Linked DNA regions of Mus musculus: region 2 is linked to region 1. The links are chromatin loops, found by intact Hi-C in ENCODE. Cell type or tissue: left cerebral cortex. All regions are shown on one strand. Links, peaks and the distances in the headings refer to the core of each region. The heading gives the core; the rest is flanking DNA. Region 1 holds the start of Zfp622 (zinc finger protein 622). Region 2 overlaps Otulin (OTU deubiquitinase with linear linkage specificity).

Region 1 (9,056 bases), core at 418-8,417:
CATTTGCATATTGTGATTGGTTGCTTGTATATTGCAGCCAACCCAAAGGGCCTGAAAAAGACTAGATAGGACTACAAACCTTTACACTACCTGTCCCTCTATGGTAGCCTAAGTAACAGTATTCTGTTTAATCTTCAAGATCCTACATTTCATAGATGACTTAGTCTACTTCTTGCTTCAATAACAGAACTCCCGAGGCTGGTAAGTTTATAAATAAATTGATTAGGTTCTCAGTTCTAGAGGTCCAAGAGTATGGAATTGACATCTATTGAGTTGGCACTGATGGATGAACTGCTGGACCACATGTGGAAGAAAATTAGAAGTTAAAGTGGATGTATGTGGAAGCTAGGTATCACATGGTCATGGGGGAGGCTGACTAAGGTTCAATGGGCAACTCTCTTTTTTATATTTTTAATTGGATATTTTCTTCATTTACATTTCAAACGCTATCCCGAATGTCCCCTATACCCTCCACCCACCCTGTTCCCCAACCCACCGACTCCCCCTTCCTGGCCCTAGCATTCCCCTGTACCGGGGCATATAATCTTTGCAAGACCAAGGGCCTCTCCTCCCAATGATGGCCGACTAGGCCATCTTCTGCTACATATGCAGCTAGAGTCCAGAGCTCCGGGGTACTGGTTAGTTCATATTGTTGTTCCTCCTATAGGGTTGCAGACCCCTTCAGCTCCTTGGGTACTTTCTCTAGCTCCTCCATTGGGGGCCCTGTGTTCCATCTAATAGATGACTGTGAGCATCCACTTCTGTATTTGCCAGGCACTGGCATAGCCTCACAAGAGACAGCTATATCACGATCCTGTCAGCAAAATCTTGCTGTCATATGCAATAGTGTCTGGGATTGGTGGCTGTTTATGGGATGGTTCCCAGGGTGGAGCAGTCTCTGGATGGTTCTTCCTTCCATCTCAGCTCCAAACTTTGTCTATGTAATTCCCTCCATGGGCATTTTGTTTCCCATTCTAAGGAAGAATGAAGTATCCACACTTTGGTCTTCCTTCTTCTTGGGTTTCATGTGTTTTGCAAATTGTATCTTGAGTATTTTAAGTTTTGGGGCTAATATCCACTTATCAGTGAGTGCATATTATGTGAGTTCTTTTGTGATTGGGTTACCTCACTCAGGATGATATCCTTCAGATCCATACATTTACCTAAGAATTTCATAAATTTATTGTTTTTAATATCTGAGTAGTACTCCACTGTGTAAATGTACCACATTTTCTGTATCCATTCCTCTGTTGAGGGACATCTGGGTTCTTTCCAGCTTCTGGCTATTATAAATAAGGCTGCTATGAACATAGTGGAGCATGTGTCCTTATTACCAGTTGGAAAATCTTCTGGGTATATGCCCAGGAGAGATACTGCTTGATCTTCTGGTATTACTATGTCTAATTTTCTGAAGAACTGCCAGACTGATTTCCAGAGTAGTTGTACCAGCTTGCAATCCCACCAGCAATGGAGGAATGTTCCTCTTTCACCACATCTTCGCCAGCATCTGCTGTCACCTGAAATTTTGATCTTAGCCATTCTGACTGGTGTGAGGTGGAATCTTAGGATTGTTTTGATCTGCATTTCCTTGATGATTAAGGATGTTGAACATTTTTTCAGGTGCTTCTCTGCCATTTGGTATTCCTCAGTTGAGAATTCTTTGTTTAGCTCTGTACCCCATTTTTAAATAGGGTTATTTGATTTTCTAGTGTCCAGCTTCTTGAGTTCTTTGTATTAGATATTAGTCCCCTATCGGATTTAGGATTGGTAAAGATCCTTTCCTAATCTGTTGATGGCCTTTTTGTCTTATTGACAGTGTCTTTTGCCTTAGAAAAGCTTTGCAATCTTATGAGGTACCATTTGTCGATTCTTGATCTTACAGCACAAGCCATTGCTGTTCTGTTCAGGAATTTTTCCCCTGTGCTCATATTTTCAAGGCTTTTCCCCACTTTCTACTCTGTAAGTTTTAGTGTCTCTGGTTTTATGTGGAGTTCCTTGATCCACTTAGACTTGAGCTTTGTACAAGGAGATAGGAATGGATCAATTCGCATTCTTCTACATGATAACCACCAGTTGTGCCAGCACCATTTGTTTTGAATGCTTTTTTCCCACTTGATGGTTTTAGCTCCTTTGTCAAAGATCAAGTGACCATAGGTGTGTGGGTTCTTTTCTGGGTCTTCAATTCTATTCCATTGATCTACCTGTCTGTCGCTGTACCAGTACCATGCAGTTTTTATCACAATTGATCTGTAGTACGGCTTGAGGTCAGGCATGGTGATTCCACCAGAGGTTCTTTTATTGTTGAGAACAGTTTTTGCTATTCTAGGTTTTTTGTTATTCCAGATGAATTTGCAAACTGCCCTTTCTAATTCTGTGAAGAATTGAGTTGGAATTTTGATGGGGTGTCTTAGAGTTTCTATTCCTGCACAAACATCATGACCAAAAAGCAAGTTGGGGAAGAAAGGGTTTCTTCAGCTTACAGTTCCATACTGCTGTTCATCACCAAGGGAAGTTCCAAAGTTCCAAAGTCCTTCCACAGTCATCCCCAAAACATGGTCAGGTTGTCACAGGAATACCCCACCCCTGGTACCAACTTCTGTATTAATCAGGGTTCTCAAGAGTCAACAGAATTTATGGGTAGTCTCTAAATAGTAAAGGAATTTATTGATGACTTACAGTCTGCAGTCAAACTCCCAACAATGGTCAGTAGCAGCTGTGAATGGAAGTCCAAGGATCTAGCAGTTGCTCAGTCCAACATGACAAGCAGGCAAAGGAGTGAGAGAGAGCCTTCCTTCTTCCAATGTATAGTCTCCAGCAGAAGGTATAGCCCAGATTAAAGGTGTGTGCTACCACACCTTTAATCCCAGATGACCTTGAACTTGGAGATCTCCCGGTCTTAATCTTCTGGAGTCAATAGCCACTAGGCCTCAAGATCTCCATACCAAGATCCAGGCCAGAAACTTCTATCTCCCAGTCTCCAGATTGCAGTCATTGGTGAGCCTTCCAATTCTGGATTGTAGTTCCTTCCAGATATAGTCAAGTTGACAACCAGGAATATCCACTACATGGGGATTGCATTGAATGTAGATTGCTTTCGGCAAGATAGCCATTTTTACTATATTAATCCTGCCAATCCATGAGCATGGAGATCTTTCCATCTTCTGAGATCTTCTTCGATTTCTTTCTTCAGAGATTGAAGTTCTTATCATACAGATCTTTCACTTCCTTAGTTAAGAGTCACACCAAGGTATTTTATATTATTTGTGACTATTGTGAAGGGTGTTGTTTCCCTAATTTCTTTCTCAGCCTGTTTATCCTTTGTGTAGAGAAAAGCCACTGACTGAGTTAATTTTATATCCAGCTGAAGCTGTTTATCAGGTTTAAGAGTTCTCCAGTGGAATTTTTAGGGTTACTTATATATACTATCATATCATCTGCAAATAGTGATATTTTGACTTCTTCCTTTCCAATTTGTATCCCCCTGATCTCCTTTTGTCATCTAATTGCTCTGGCTAGGACTTCAAGTACTATATTGAATAGGTAGGGAGAAAGTGGGCAGCCTTGCCTAGTCCCAGATTTTAGTGGGATTGCTTCAAGTTTCTTTCCATTTAGTTTATTGTTGGCTACTGGTTAGCTGTATATTGCTTTTACCAACTTCTGTATTAATCAGGGTTCTCAAGAGTCAACAGAATTTATGGGTAGTCTCTAAATAGTAAAGGAATTTATTGATGTTTAGGTATGGGCCTTGACTTCCTGATCTTTCCAAGACTTTTATCATGAATGGGTGTTGGATTTTGTCAAATGCTTTCTCAGCATCTAATGAGATGATCATGTGTTTTTTTTTTTGTCTTTGAGTTTGTTTATATAGTGGATTACATTGATGAATTTCTGTATATTAAATATTCCCTGTATCCCTGGGATGAAGCCTACTTGATCACGATGGATGATCATTTTCATGTGTTCTTGGATTCGGTTTCCGAGAATTTTATTGAGTATTTTTGCATTGGTATTCATAAGGGAAATTGGTCTGAAGTTCTCTTTGTTGGGTCTTTATGTGGTTTAGGTATCAGAGTGAATTGGGTAGAATACCTTCTGTTTCTATTTTGTGGAATAGTTTGAGGAGAATTGAAATTAGGTCTTCTTTGAAGGTCTGATAGAACTCTGCACTAAACCCATCTGGTCCTGGGCTTTTTTTGGTTGGAAGACTATTAATGACTGCTTCTATTTCTTTAGGGGAGATGGGACTGTTAAGATCGTTAATCTGATCCTGATTTAACTTTGGTACCTGGTATCTGTCTAGGAAATTGTCCATTTCATCCAGGTTTTCCAGTTTTGTTGAGTATAGCCTTTTGTAGTAGGAAGGATCTGATGAGGCTTTGGTCAACTCTTGTAGTGACCCATCTAATACTAGTTTCTTGACAAAAACATGAATCCACTCATTAAGGTAAAGCTCCTATGACTTAATTACCTCTTAAGTGTTCCATTGCCTTCCAACACTGTTACACTGGGGAACAAAATTCTGGCCCTAGAACCTTTAAGGGATATACCATATCTAAATAATAGCAAGCATAATTAACAAGTGGTAAATAGACTAAGGCTACACCCCTAGCAGAGGACAAACTAGACTGACCACAGTCTGTTCTCTCGAGTTCACTACAGAATCAATGGAGGGAGCAGTGGTGCTCTGAAGAGGAAAAGTAAAGGGTACTGAGAAGCCGAAGATGCTAAATAGGATTGTGAAAATAAACAAGAGCAAGCAGAGAGGAAATCAAGGATAGCAACAAATGCAAAATCAAATAGGAAAAAAAAATCTAGAAATGCTTTTCTTTATATAGCTAATTTCTGCTTTTCATGGAGACTTGAAAATACATATATTTTGCTCACTTCAGCTGGTGAGGAATACTAGATATATTTCTCAAAATGAGATGTTTAGAAAGTTATTCCAAAATTTCTATATAATCTCGAAATAAAAACTTTCTGCAACAAAGAAAAAAAATGAGATTTTACCTTTGCACTACAAAATCGCAGTTTTAAGAAACACTGAATAGACTCTGCCCTGGTATTATTCTAGTGTTGGGTATGGGGCCATGAAAGGGAAGCCTGTTTTCACGGAACTTATACTCAAGATGACTAACATGATGTATGACTAGGCCTTCTGATTTGTGCATAATTATAAGGTTTCCCTGGATGCAGGACTTCCATTGCTAAGCCTGGGAGAAAATAACAAACACTAGTAGTAGCTGCTCTCTCAAAGCAATCCATAAAGTCCACCTGGCCCCACTCCGCTGTTCTTCATGGACTTCTGACCAGGCCTTTCACATTAGATGAGCTGAGAATACTGTAAAAGTACTTAGTCAGGGAGCCGGGTGTGGTGGCGAACGCCTTTAATCCCAGCACTTGGGAGGCAGAGGCAGGTGGATTTCGGAGTTCGAGGCCAGCCTGGTCTACAAAGTGAGCTCCAGGACAGCCAGGGCTATACAGAGAAACCCTGTCTCAAAAAACCAAAATAAATAAATAAATAAATAAAGTACTTAGTCAACACCAGAACTGCACAGGCAAAAGGGAAGCTAACTGCCACCCTATGAAGACAAATATTACTATGGGGAGATTCAATTGACAAGGAAAGAACATCTCTTACTATTAGCCAAGCGAGTCTTCTCTGATGAGACTCCTCCAGCCATGGTAAAATACTAACCCTTCAGGTTACTTCAGCCTTCGCCACAGGTTCACCATGAACTCATGTGAGAGTACATAAGAACCACCTAACTCGGGCACGCTTGCCTTGCAGAAACTGAATGTTTTGATGCTAAATACTAGTGATTCAATATAGCACAACAGATAACAGTGATAAAAAGCAATACCTAGTAAGGACTTAAGAAATGGGGTGTTGCAGCAGTATGTAGCAGAGGATTGCATTGTTTGGCCTCAGTGCCAGAGCATGTGCCTAATCCTCTAGAGACTTGATACCCCAGGGAGGGGCTTTGCAGGAGGGGGGTCACCCTCTCTGAGGTGAAGGGGAGGGAGTATAGGGGAAAGAACTCTGTGAAGGGGACTAGGAGAGGGCAACATTTGGGATATAATTATAATAATAACAAAAACAACAACAACACAAAAAAAATACTGGCATTATTTTTGACAAAAGGCTCTAGAACCCCCCCCCCCCCAAAGGCATTTGGGCAAAGGTTTACAAAAGGGAGCAAGCTGGCAGAAAGATATTCAGGCAGAATAGCATAGCAACGGATTTCTAACACAATACCAAAAATATACTTGCTTAACCTGTTAGAACAATTGACATTGAATCAGGGTGAGTTAAAGGCAGGGATAGAACAGAGGATTTGCCAGGCAGTGGTGGCATACGCCTTTAATCCAAGCACTTGGGAGGCAGAGGCAGGTGGATTTCTGAAGGTCGAGGCCAGCCTGGTCTACAGAGTGAGTTCCAGGACAGCCAGGGCTACACAGAGAAACCCTGTCTCAAGAAAAAAAAAATCGAACTGATATGAATTGCTGCTGTTATACACACAGGGTCTCCAAGGTTTAGTACCCACGATGGAGCGTAAAATCACAGATAGATCCTTTTAAAGTTTTAGATGCTGAAAGAGTATTTCGATCATTAAAAGCAACTTCACCTAGTTTGACTTTTTTGTTTGTTTGTTTTTATTAGGTATTTATTTCATTTACATTTCCAATGCTATCCCAAAAGTCCCCCACACGGTCCCCCACCCACTCCCCTACCCATCCACTCCCACTTTTTGGTCCTGGCGTTCCCCTGTACTGGGGCATATAAAGTTTGCAAGTCCAATGGGCCTCTCTTTCCACTGATGGCCAACTAGGCCATCTTCTGATACATATGCAGCTAGAGACACGAGCTCTGGGGGTAATGGTTAGTTCATATTGTTGTTCCACCTATAAGGTTACTTTCTCTAGCTCCTCCACTGGGGGCCCTGTGATCCATCCAATAGCTGACTGTGAGCATCCACTTCTGTGTTTGTTAGGCCCGGGCATAGTCTCTACTTTGACTTTTTATATGGCTACTTGGATTTAAAAATCTCACATGTGGCTCGGATTATATTTTGTGGGACAGTGGCTAGGCTGTACTTTCGGCTCCCAGCAGGGAATCTTTTCTGTTCAAGAGCTCTGACCGCCCCCTTCGCTGCAAAGAGCTTGGGTCGGTTTGGCCTCCGGAAGTTCCACGCTGTCGCCACGTTTGATCCCCCTTTCCAGAGGCGCGAGAGACAGTCTTGACGGGATCCATCTCTCAAGAGCAGTCCCAGAACCATCCCAGGCACCCACGCCCTTCTTTCCCTCACAAGCCCATCCCTCTGACCTCGTCACGGCAAGCGACACAACCGCTAAGCCCTCAGGAGGCAGCGGCATCCTCCAGGCACACGCCCACCTTTGATTGACAGGGCGGATCCAGGCGCGAAGAGAGCGACATGAAACTTCGTCATTTCCGGGGACCCAGGCGGGCCTTCTTAAGCCAGCTGCCAAGAGTTTCCTGTGCGAGTCGGAAGTTCCCTCACTTAGAACTCGGAAGTTCCCTCACTTAGAGCCCGGAAGCTGGTGTCTGGTGTGTCTTTTCCTGGCTGTGGGCGAAGGAGGTTCTCTGCGTTTGTGGGACTAGAAGGCGGCCGGTCAGGCTTAGAAGGTTCTCGGCTGGGTCGTCTCTGTCTTCCGGGCCCGGGGATGGCGGCTCTCACGTGCATCACCTGCCGGGTGGCGTTCCGCGACGCGGAGCTGCAGCGGGCGCACTACAAGACGGACTGGCACCGCTACAACCTGCGGCGCAAGGTGGCCGCCATGGCCCCGGTGACGGCCGAGGGCTTCCAGGAGCGGGTGCGGGCGCAGCGCGCGGTGGCCGAGGCGGCGGAGGCGAGCAAGGGCGCGGCCACCTACTGCACGGCGTGCGGCAAGAAGTTCGCCACCTTCAACGCCTACGAGAACCACCTCGGCTCCCGGCGGCACGCCGAGCTGGAGCGGAAGGCGGTGCGGGCCGCGAGCCGGCGCGTGGAGCTGCTGAACGCCAAGAACCTGGAGAAGGGGCTGGGCGCGGACGGCGTCGACAAGGACGCCGTGAACGCCGCCATCCAGCAGGCCATCAAGGCCCAGCCCTCCACGTCCCCCAAGAAAGCGCCCTTCGTGCCCACGGACGAGTGCGGGAGGGCGGCGGCGGGCGCACGGGGCGTCCCGGAGCGAGACCCGACGGAGAAGCCGCCCCGGCTCCAGTGGTTCGAACAGCAGGCGAAGAAGCTGGCGAAGCAGCAGTGGGAGGACGGAGAGGAGGAGGGAGAGGAAGAGGAGGAAGACGACGAAGACGAAGGTAGGTAAGGGTCCTGTCGGGGTTGGGGCGAGCGGGAGGCTCCGGGAGACATCGCGATGGAGACGAAGGGCTGGGTCCACGTTCAGCGATGTCGCCCTCCCCTGAGGCCCCCAGCCCGAGCCTTCTTCAGTGTTTACCTTTGCGACATCCATTCCCAGGCTGGACCCTGACTTTCTTCTTATCCTTTTACCGCAGCCTTTGAGGGAGTGGGGTTCCAGGCCCAGGGCATCCCGCCTGGATTTAAAGATGTTTCCTGGTTTATGACTTTTAACTAGTTAAGCAGATGGATTGTAGGCCTCCATACTTTTTTGGTGTTTTTTTGGTTTTTCGAGACAGGGTTTCTCTGTGTAGCCCTGGCTGTCCTGGAACTCACTCTGTAGACCAGGCTGGCCTTAAACTTTAGAAATCCCCCTGCCTCTGCCTCCCAAGTGCTGGGGTTAAAGGCGAGTGCCACCACTGCCGGGCTGTAGACCTCCATTCTTATGCTTGCTCCCGGACGCACCAAACTTCGTGTGGACCCGAAAGGGAACAGTATTTGGGGATTTCTATAGGACATTTTAGAGTGAGGGCAGAAGTGGTTTAAATGCCTCACTGCTCTTCATTTCCACAGGGCACTTTGTCTGTCTGCGTCTCTGTGGTGGATCCAGGACCTAGGGCATTGATTAAAAACAGAATAAAAGAGTAGAGGCGCATTCTTAACGGGCAAAACATTCTTTTAGTTTGGATCAGGAAGGGTTAC
Region 2 (8,000 bases), core at 1-8,000, 1.6 Mb after region 1:
TGCCTATGATTATGTATATGTATGCATATGACAATTTGTGATTTCAAAAAGAAATTAGGCAATTTTCAGGTTCATCTTGGCTCCTTTTTAAAACTTTTGAGGATAGAGATATTAGCAATTGTTTTAGGAAATGAACCTAGAACACATAGAGTCTACATGTCTTGTACATACGTGTTTCACTCAATTCAACAAATAGTCCCTGAAGGTCTAACCGTGCCAAGCACTGTGCCAGGAATGGAGCTGAGAGGGAATGAGGCCAGGACTCCGCCCCAGTGGGCATCAGAGATGGAAGAGGAAAGGACCACAAGCACTTACAAGCCAGAGCATGGTGGAAGCCACTGACCCAGGAACACCGAAGCCTCCCTAGAGTTTAGGGAGTACAATTTGTTTTAAAGTAAACTGTAAAAACTGCTTATTCAAAAAAACCACCTCATTGTTCATTTCTCAAAGAAAAAAAAAAAACAACCTTTTACAAAAGGTTGCATAATCCATGCACAGACAGAGTTCTGTGTGTAGTACATAGTGATTAACCTAGACATGAAAACAACCACTGTTACTCTGTGAAATTCAAGAGATAATGTTTAGGAGGCTACTTAGAATAAGGAAGTACTCACATGTATCTGCCTCCCCACTCACATGCCCCCCAGACAGGAAGAACTGCTATTACACAGTCAGGACCCTTCTGGGCCATCAGTTCTTGTCAGGGAGGGCTGTACGCCTGGGAAGAAGGTACTTCACCAGCAGAGGACGGGCTTCCAGACAATAAGTCTTCCTTCCTGTCTCCTCCACTGCTGTCCTCACTTGCAGACACACTAAGACTGACCCCTGGGCAAGGCTGGGGAGTCCTACCATCTCAGATCACAGGGTTAAGGCTGGCCCAGGGGTCTTATAAAAGCTGGAGAACAAGCCAGAAGCCCGATCCTGTCCTGAATCAGAGGTCAGCATAAGGTAAGAGGCTTGGAGAACTTAAGTACTTGCATAGCTACAACATAATGTTACCTGAATCCCAGCAGGCTTCTGTGTCTGGGAGGCACAGCAGGTCCCACATGCTGACTAAGCTAGGGGATGGAGGCACAGGAGGAGGCAGTGTTTGACCTCGTCAGCCCACTGAGCACAACTCCCTCCATCTAACTAAACTACACAGGCTTCCATTGCTGCTTCAAGGAAGAAGACTAGTTCTTTTGACAAAACCAAGAAAAGAAAATAATAATAATAATAATAATAATAACAACAACAACAATAATAAGTAAGGGAAGTAAAAAAAAAAAAACCTCAAGAGTGGAAAACAGGCAGTCAGATAAGCAAGCACCACATACGTGACAAATACAATAATCAGACCTCAAAGGATAAGAAACAAACTGGGACTCCTCCAGGAACCTGGAACATTCAGGACAGACTAGCACTGGGATCTCAAACTTCTTCTACAATGGGTCTGGTAGAAAATCACCAGGGTTTTAGGGGCACATGGTTTGGCAACTCCTCAGTTTGCATGAAAGCTCCCAAATCAAACATAAGCTTATAAGTTCCAAAAGAACTGCATTTACAAAACTGGACAGGTCAAGGTGTGGAAAGCCTTCACTGAGCTAAATTCACCTACAAAAGCATGAGAGCTTTCTTACAGGTCGCAGTAAGCACTGTGCCCTGCCATGGAGGAGGCAGAGCGCCTACAGGACACTGAGGAAGGGCAGTGAGCTATGAGGAGTACCGTGAGACTGAAAACACACTTCACCAAACTCACTAAATAGTTGGGCACTGTGTGGGAACAATGCTGGACAAAAGAAAGTCAGCCAGGAGGTGATGGTGCACGCCTTTAATCCCAGCACTCAGGAGGCAGAGGCAGGCAGATCTCTGAGTTCAAGGCCAGCCTGGTCTACAGAGTGAGTTCCAGGACAGCCAAGGGAACAGAGAAACCCTGTCTCGAGAAAAAAAAAAAAAAAAAAAAGGAAAGAGAGAGAGAGAGAGAGAAAGAAAGAAAGAAAGAAAGAAAGAAAGAAAGAAAGAAAGAAAGAAGGAAAGAAGGAAAGAAAGAAAGAAAGAAAGAAAGAGGGAGGGTGGGTCAAATCAAAACCGAGCCCCGGAGGTGGAAGAGGAAAACAGAGGGTCTACAGCATTATCAAACGATGCTATGTAAGCCGAGTGATTTGGAGCAAGGCAGCCATGAAGACTGAGCATCCTATGAAGTTCTAAGGAGGGTCACTACAAAACATCCCTGCTGCTTCATAGGGATCAGCTCTGGAGGAAGAATCAGAAACCATTACCAAACCGTACGTATCCTAATTACAATAACACTTTTGTTAGCCACAGGGACAGAAGCCATTCTAATAGAGAGGCAGAGCATGAGAATCACACAAGCAGTGAGAGTTCCATTCATTCATAGGCACTCTGTGGAGATCTCTCCTCAGCCTCTGCACAGGCCGACCTGCAGAGGAAGGCCACACTTCACTTGGAGTCACACCAGGAATGAGAAGAGCAAGCTGGAAGAGCTACAGACGGCAGAGCCACACAGTGGCCGGCGTTCTCAAGCACATGGTCATTGTGCCACAGTCATTAGAGGCACCGGGCCCTCGTCAAGGATAAGTGTACGGCTAACTTCTCAAAACATCTTGCAACTGAAAATGACCAATGTGTTCAAATCCAAACTCTTCTAAGGATGTAAAGAGCCAAGCTGAGAGACGGCAGACTAAAGAGACGCGGGGCAGAGTCTTCCCTACGTCTATTTCAGCCAAGTGAGTAGTTCGTGTAGAAGAGACTGGATGTATGAGAGGACTTGTAGGAATTACAGGCCGCATTTCATGAACGCGGGCGTGCTGATCTAACTAGTTATCTATGACAAGAAAGTCTACAGACAAAACAGTTCCACACATACCTGATATCCCTCTTTCATGTATTAGCAATTCTTTCTCCTTTTCTATTTCATCTGCAGCACGGTACATGTCCTCCTCGCTGAAATCACACCAAAGTAGATATTTTCAAACTCTTGTTGCACTGACATTTCCCACTGTGTGACAATATACAGCTGCTTACGAAATGCTATGACATGGAGATTTTACATGACTCCAAGGTCAACCGAACTAAAATCTACAGGCATGCATCCAAGTCAGGGACTCTCCTGAATGGCTCCTCCATGTGCTGAGAACAAAAACAAGTGCTGTGTACACAGCATTTACACAGAATGCCCACTTTTATAACATATTACGAGTAAATCTGACGGCAACTAACTCTGAACATGAAAAGAGAGAATCATTACAAAGCCCCATAAGCTAAAAATCTTCCTCAAAGATTCTCTTGTTCCCTCACCAGCCACCAGCCAACCACCCAGATGACACTATGTTCCCACATAGTTTAATGACTACTACTAATGAACAACATCTTTAAGAATATATCCACTTCCCAAGGTGTCTTCAGTAACTAGTAAGTATTAGGAAGAGGGTAAAATTCCAGGCAAAGATAATGAATGTGGCTCCCACTTTGAAAACACCTCCCTTTCCTTAAAAATTTAGAGGCTTGGCTAGAGCTGCCCTGCATGTGCCAACTTTAGTATTAATCCCAGCACCTTGAAAATAATATTCACCCCAAAATGACAATAAAGGGGACAGAACACAAACTGTGTATGTGAAAGACCAGAAGGGAGCAGAGGGGAAATGGTACAAACAAGGAAGTTCTGGGATAGCTGGAAAGGCAGCTATGCAAGGCAAGCTAGGGAGTCTGAGGCTCAGGAACTAGAAGAAGCAAGTTCATCTGAAGGAATAGCAACACACTGAGCTTAAAATCAGGAGAGGCCACACTAGGAGTGTGCAGACTTCCATCTCCCTGTACTTCCCATGACACTGCTCCATCCTCCCAGCAGACGGAAGAAAGAGGAGCTTCAAACACAATGGAATCCAGGAAGGCAGAGGTGCCAGGCTCAGATATAACTAACCAAGTAAGCAAGGTACTCCTGCTTCTGATCTCTTCCTTCTTGGACATGGCCTAGCAGACAGAGCTGGGAGGAAGACCAGAGTCTCAGGAGAGAAAGACAAAGAACGGAGGTAAGAGTGAATCTAACCAGAACCTCATGAACTCATCCAGTGTTTCCCACGTATGAGAGAACAAATGTCTAAATCTGCCCCTTGCAGACGTGGTGGTACATGCTTATAATCCCAGTACTCAAGAAGCTGTGGATGGAGATCTTGATATCAAAACCAGCCTGGACTATAGCAAGACCTTGTCATTTACATATATATGTAAATATATATGAATGCGCCTTACCCACCCCTTCCCTCCAGCACAGCTCTGATTATTCTCCTATGCACTACTCAGAGTTCAACCCAAACAGTTACTCACAACTACCCTACATGTTTTACAGGGACTCGCTCCAGGCATTCTCTTGTCCCAGCGGATTCAGAATCGTGACCCGCCTCTTTGCTAACACATCCTGACATGTGCTTTGTGGCACACACTCTACAGAGAGCAACAGTTACTGTGGGTACCCAGTCAGACTGAGAGAAGATAGCTGCTCTGTATCCTAGTCCTCATTACCTCTACGTGCAGCAGTTCCTGGAGTATTTACTTCACAGGATTGCTGTGAGAGAGACAGGTTTAAAGTAACAAGTACTCAAAAAAGCTGGCTACTATTAATTTTCATATATCCAATGTGGAGAGTACTAATGGAAAATCTGCCCAGTGGTCATTGCTCAGCTTTCTTCTCTCTAGTGTGTATGTACAGTGTTAGCAGTATGATGGTAAGAGAGCAAGTATCATATGATGCAGTGACATTTCAAGCAAAAGGCATGATGTCACTCAGAGAGCTTGTGCCCAAGTGGAAAGCAAACAGATGCATGGGGACCACAGATCAAAGGCCAAAAATAAAATATGACCACATGTTCTCATCCTTCTCTCATAAACTTAATAACAGCTTTCTGTCAACCAACAATGACGCCTATCAGAGGAATTCTGACCCTCTAAAATAGTCATTGAAACAAATCACTTTCTTAATATATTTAAATTCTCAGAAGCTGTCTTCAGATGACACTTCCCCAATCTCGCCCTCACTTTTCTCAGCTTAAGTGAGAAGGCTGTGTGAGCTGCGGTTCCTCTTCCAGCTAACTCCTAACCGCCTGTGATAAATTTGCATTGCAGGCAAATTCTGTGGCTAGCCTGGATGAGCTTTTGGCTCCCCTCATCTTCCTCACAACCCAGTGCCCAGAGAGGGCAATCCAAATGGTCACTTTACAAAGACAAATGCTCACACAGGGCAACAGGAAAAGAACCAGAAGAAGGGAAGAGCAGAACAGGCAGGAGAGCTGCGTGCACAGCAAGACAGAGCAGCACCGACTCGGTGGGCGGGCAGGAAGAGCAGTGACTCAGGACGCGGTTCTCACAAGAGGAGCCGAGCAGAAGCCATCACTTCGGCAACCATACATTTCACCCAGATCCTTGCACCAGTATTTTGTTAATGTCACTGGCCACCAAAGGTGAGCCGCAATGTGAGACTTCGAATTTGAGCCCAAAGCTGTGCGTCCTGGGAGAACAGATGGCCACCTTTAAGTCATGGAGATCCACACAGTCAGAAAGGAAAGCATGTGAGAGCCAGGATGAACTGTGCATCCACCTAAGGAAACCAGAAAGGAACAGGGGAAAAACTATGCGTAGAGAACCCTAGGGACGGAGCACGTGGCTAGCATGCCCCAGCCTCTGGCTCTCACCCACTGGAAAGTAAAAAACGACAATGGCTTCACTGAACTTGTGTCTTGGGGCTGAAGTGCAGGTTTGCTTTGCTCTACTGTCTTGAACTGACAAATGCTGTGCCGCCAACAACTGCAAAGCGGCGTTGGCCACGCTGGGAATGTGGAGCTGGTGGAGGGCTGAGCTCTTTTGTAATGGGAGGGAAAGATAATGAAACAATGCAAGGAAGGGGGCAATATTAAGATAAAGTCATCAATGCTGACAGAGCTGAAAGAATGGCAACTTTTACTGGGAAAGACATGTCCACTCTGGGAAGGACCTCAGACTCAGATGATCACCACAGCAAAGACTTCTCTCCTAAACCATGACAGCCAAAAAACAGTAGGGTGAGAAATGACTCCATGTCCAGACATGCTAGTTACACTTCAACTGTACAGTTAAATTTTAAACCAAAATGATAATAACTCCTAACTAGAAATTTCCTAGTTTCGCATCCTGGCATTATTTGAAAGGATCTGTTTTCAAGTTCCCAATAAATACTATTTACCCATTTTCTCATGAGCTAGACTACTCTATTCTGAATCCAACATGCCAAACTGAGTAAGCTCCAGTACATGCTAAATTATAACTAGTACCTCTTCCTTTGCTCACAGATTTCCATATCAACAAATTTTAAAGGTAAGAGTGTGTGTGTGTGTGTGTGTGTGTGTGTGTATGTGTGTGTGTCTGTGTGTTGTGGGAGGGAGATTGAGCTAGGCCAGCCTTGAACTCCTGATCCTTCTCCAACTCTGCCTTTGGAGTGCTGGCATTACAGGAAAGAAGTACTAAATCCAGCTAAGACTTGTTTGCAAATGCTTACTAGTGCAAACAAAATTATACTATTTCCAAGAAAACTGTAAAATTAAAGGCAGAGGTCAGTGAAACAGATTTCTATGAAGCCATATTTTCAATTTCTGATTCAAGACATGAAATGAAAACAACCAATTCTAACGTCTATGCACAGCTTACAAACACTACTGTTTTCTTGTTATTAAAAAGCAGCATTTATTTTGGTATTTACTACTTTATGTGCATGACTGCTTCCCTGAATGCATATCTGTATGCCATTCGTGTGCCTAGATCCTGAGGCCAGAAGAGGGGGCGGGATCCTCTGGTACTGGAGTTACGGGTGGTAACTGTAAGTGCTGAGTGAGAGCCTAAACCAGGTCCTACACAAGGGCGGCAAGGACTCTTAACCACTAGCCATTTTTCCAGCCCTCTCTGCAGTATTGGTAAGGTGGAGTCAACCAATGTGACACCACACATCTTCCTACCCAGACCCAGAAACGTAAAGACCACTAGGCCTAGCCTTTGTCTAGTCTGGTGACTGCAGAGAGGATAAACAACAGAACACATACAGGAAAGTACCAGCACCTAGGCCAAAATTCCACCCACTTCTGCAAGTGGACTTTCCATGTCAGCTCATCCTGCTCCATGTGACTTCCAGAAGCGCATAAGGACAACACAGCTGCCTGCAACAAGGAGGTCTGGAAACATCCTGGGTGACTCCTCAAGCGGGGTCTTCCTTGCGTGAGGAAAGGAGAGGGAGTCCACTACATCCCCACAGCTACACGCCTTCTTACCCCACTCTGGAAGCTAGGCTGGGCAAGGACAGAAAACAGCATAAACGAGGGTTGACAATCCCTGCAAACAGCCTAACACATAGAGGAGTGTGCTCGCAGACCCTTGAAGAATACCTTAGCTTAGAAACACAAGTTTGCACTCAATTTCATCGGGCTTCCCAGACGACTGGTATGCCTCCATACAAGAGCATACCCAGCATCAATCTCAGAGTAAACCCCAGTCCCATCCTCAAGTAGACTGAGAAGGCGCACGGGGTAGTCTGTGACTTCCCTAACCACTTCCGGTTTGGTCACGCCCTTGAGGAGGATAGCGTGGTATGACTGTCTAAGGGTTCCCCACATGAAAGGATGAAGGGAAGGGAAGATGGAGCAAAGGAGGCCTGTGATGTGAGCAGCCGGGGAACCTGCACAAGGTCAGTTACTCTGGTCTAATGTCAGGCCTCTTCAAATGGGACTCCCAGCTTTACAGTGACCATCCCTTGGGGCTTGTGCAGGAGGCAGTGTATACATGTGGTTTGGGTGTCCCTCTTCCCCAGTCCTTTCCCCTGTGAAATGCGGTGAGCTTATTAAAAAGAAATCAGAACAGCTGAGCTACTAGAGCCAAACCCCAAGTTCATAATTCACCTGTAGGCTGCCTAGGACTTACACTCATAACCAATCTCCCTCAAATGTAGTAAAAATAACGCTATAGCATATCTCAAATCATATCCAATC

The links. Hi-C counts contacts between places; a loop is a spot of excess contacts. Peaks named below come from ENCODE experiments on the same cell type or tissue, not always from the same donor. Only the 100,000 strongest peaks of a DNase experiment are listed, where the experiment ranks them.
Region 2: it touches region 1 in a loop (9-fold over the local background); 4 of 42 quality-filtered maps call a loop at or near these places.

The regions. Positions count from the first base shown.
Region 1 is chr15:25,976,867-25,985,922 of GRCm38, forward strand. It overlaps Zfp622 (zinc finger protein 622), which reads left to right and starts at 7,500. Exons shown (of 6, transcript NM_144523.3): 1 at 7,500-8,317. The coding sequence starts at 7,684. In left cerebral cortex, for the core only: no CTCF peak of the experiment used is centred there; DNase peaks (open chromatin) are centred at 5,305 and 7,427; H3K4me3 peaks cover 1,569 bases; H3K27ac peaks cover 1,324 bases.
Region 2 is chr15:27,620,416-27,628,415 of GRCm38, forward strand. Otulin (OTU deubiquitinase with linear linkage specificity) reads right to left here. Exons shown (of 7, transcript NM_001013792.2): 2 at 2,867-2,943. Among named protein-coding and RNA genes, the nearest start is that of Otulin, 6.3 kb to the right of the region's middle. In left cerebral cortex, for the core only: a CTCF peak has its summit at 734; DNase peaks (open chromatin) are centred at 4,494, 4,801, 5,089 and 5,292; H3K27ac peaks cover 1,542 bases.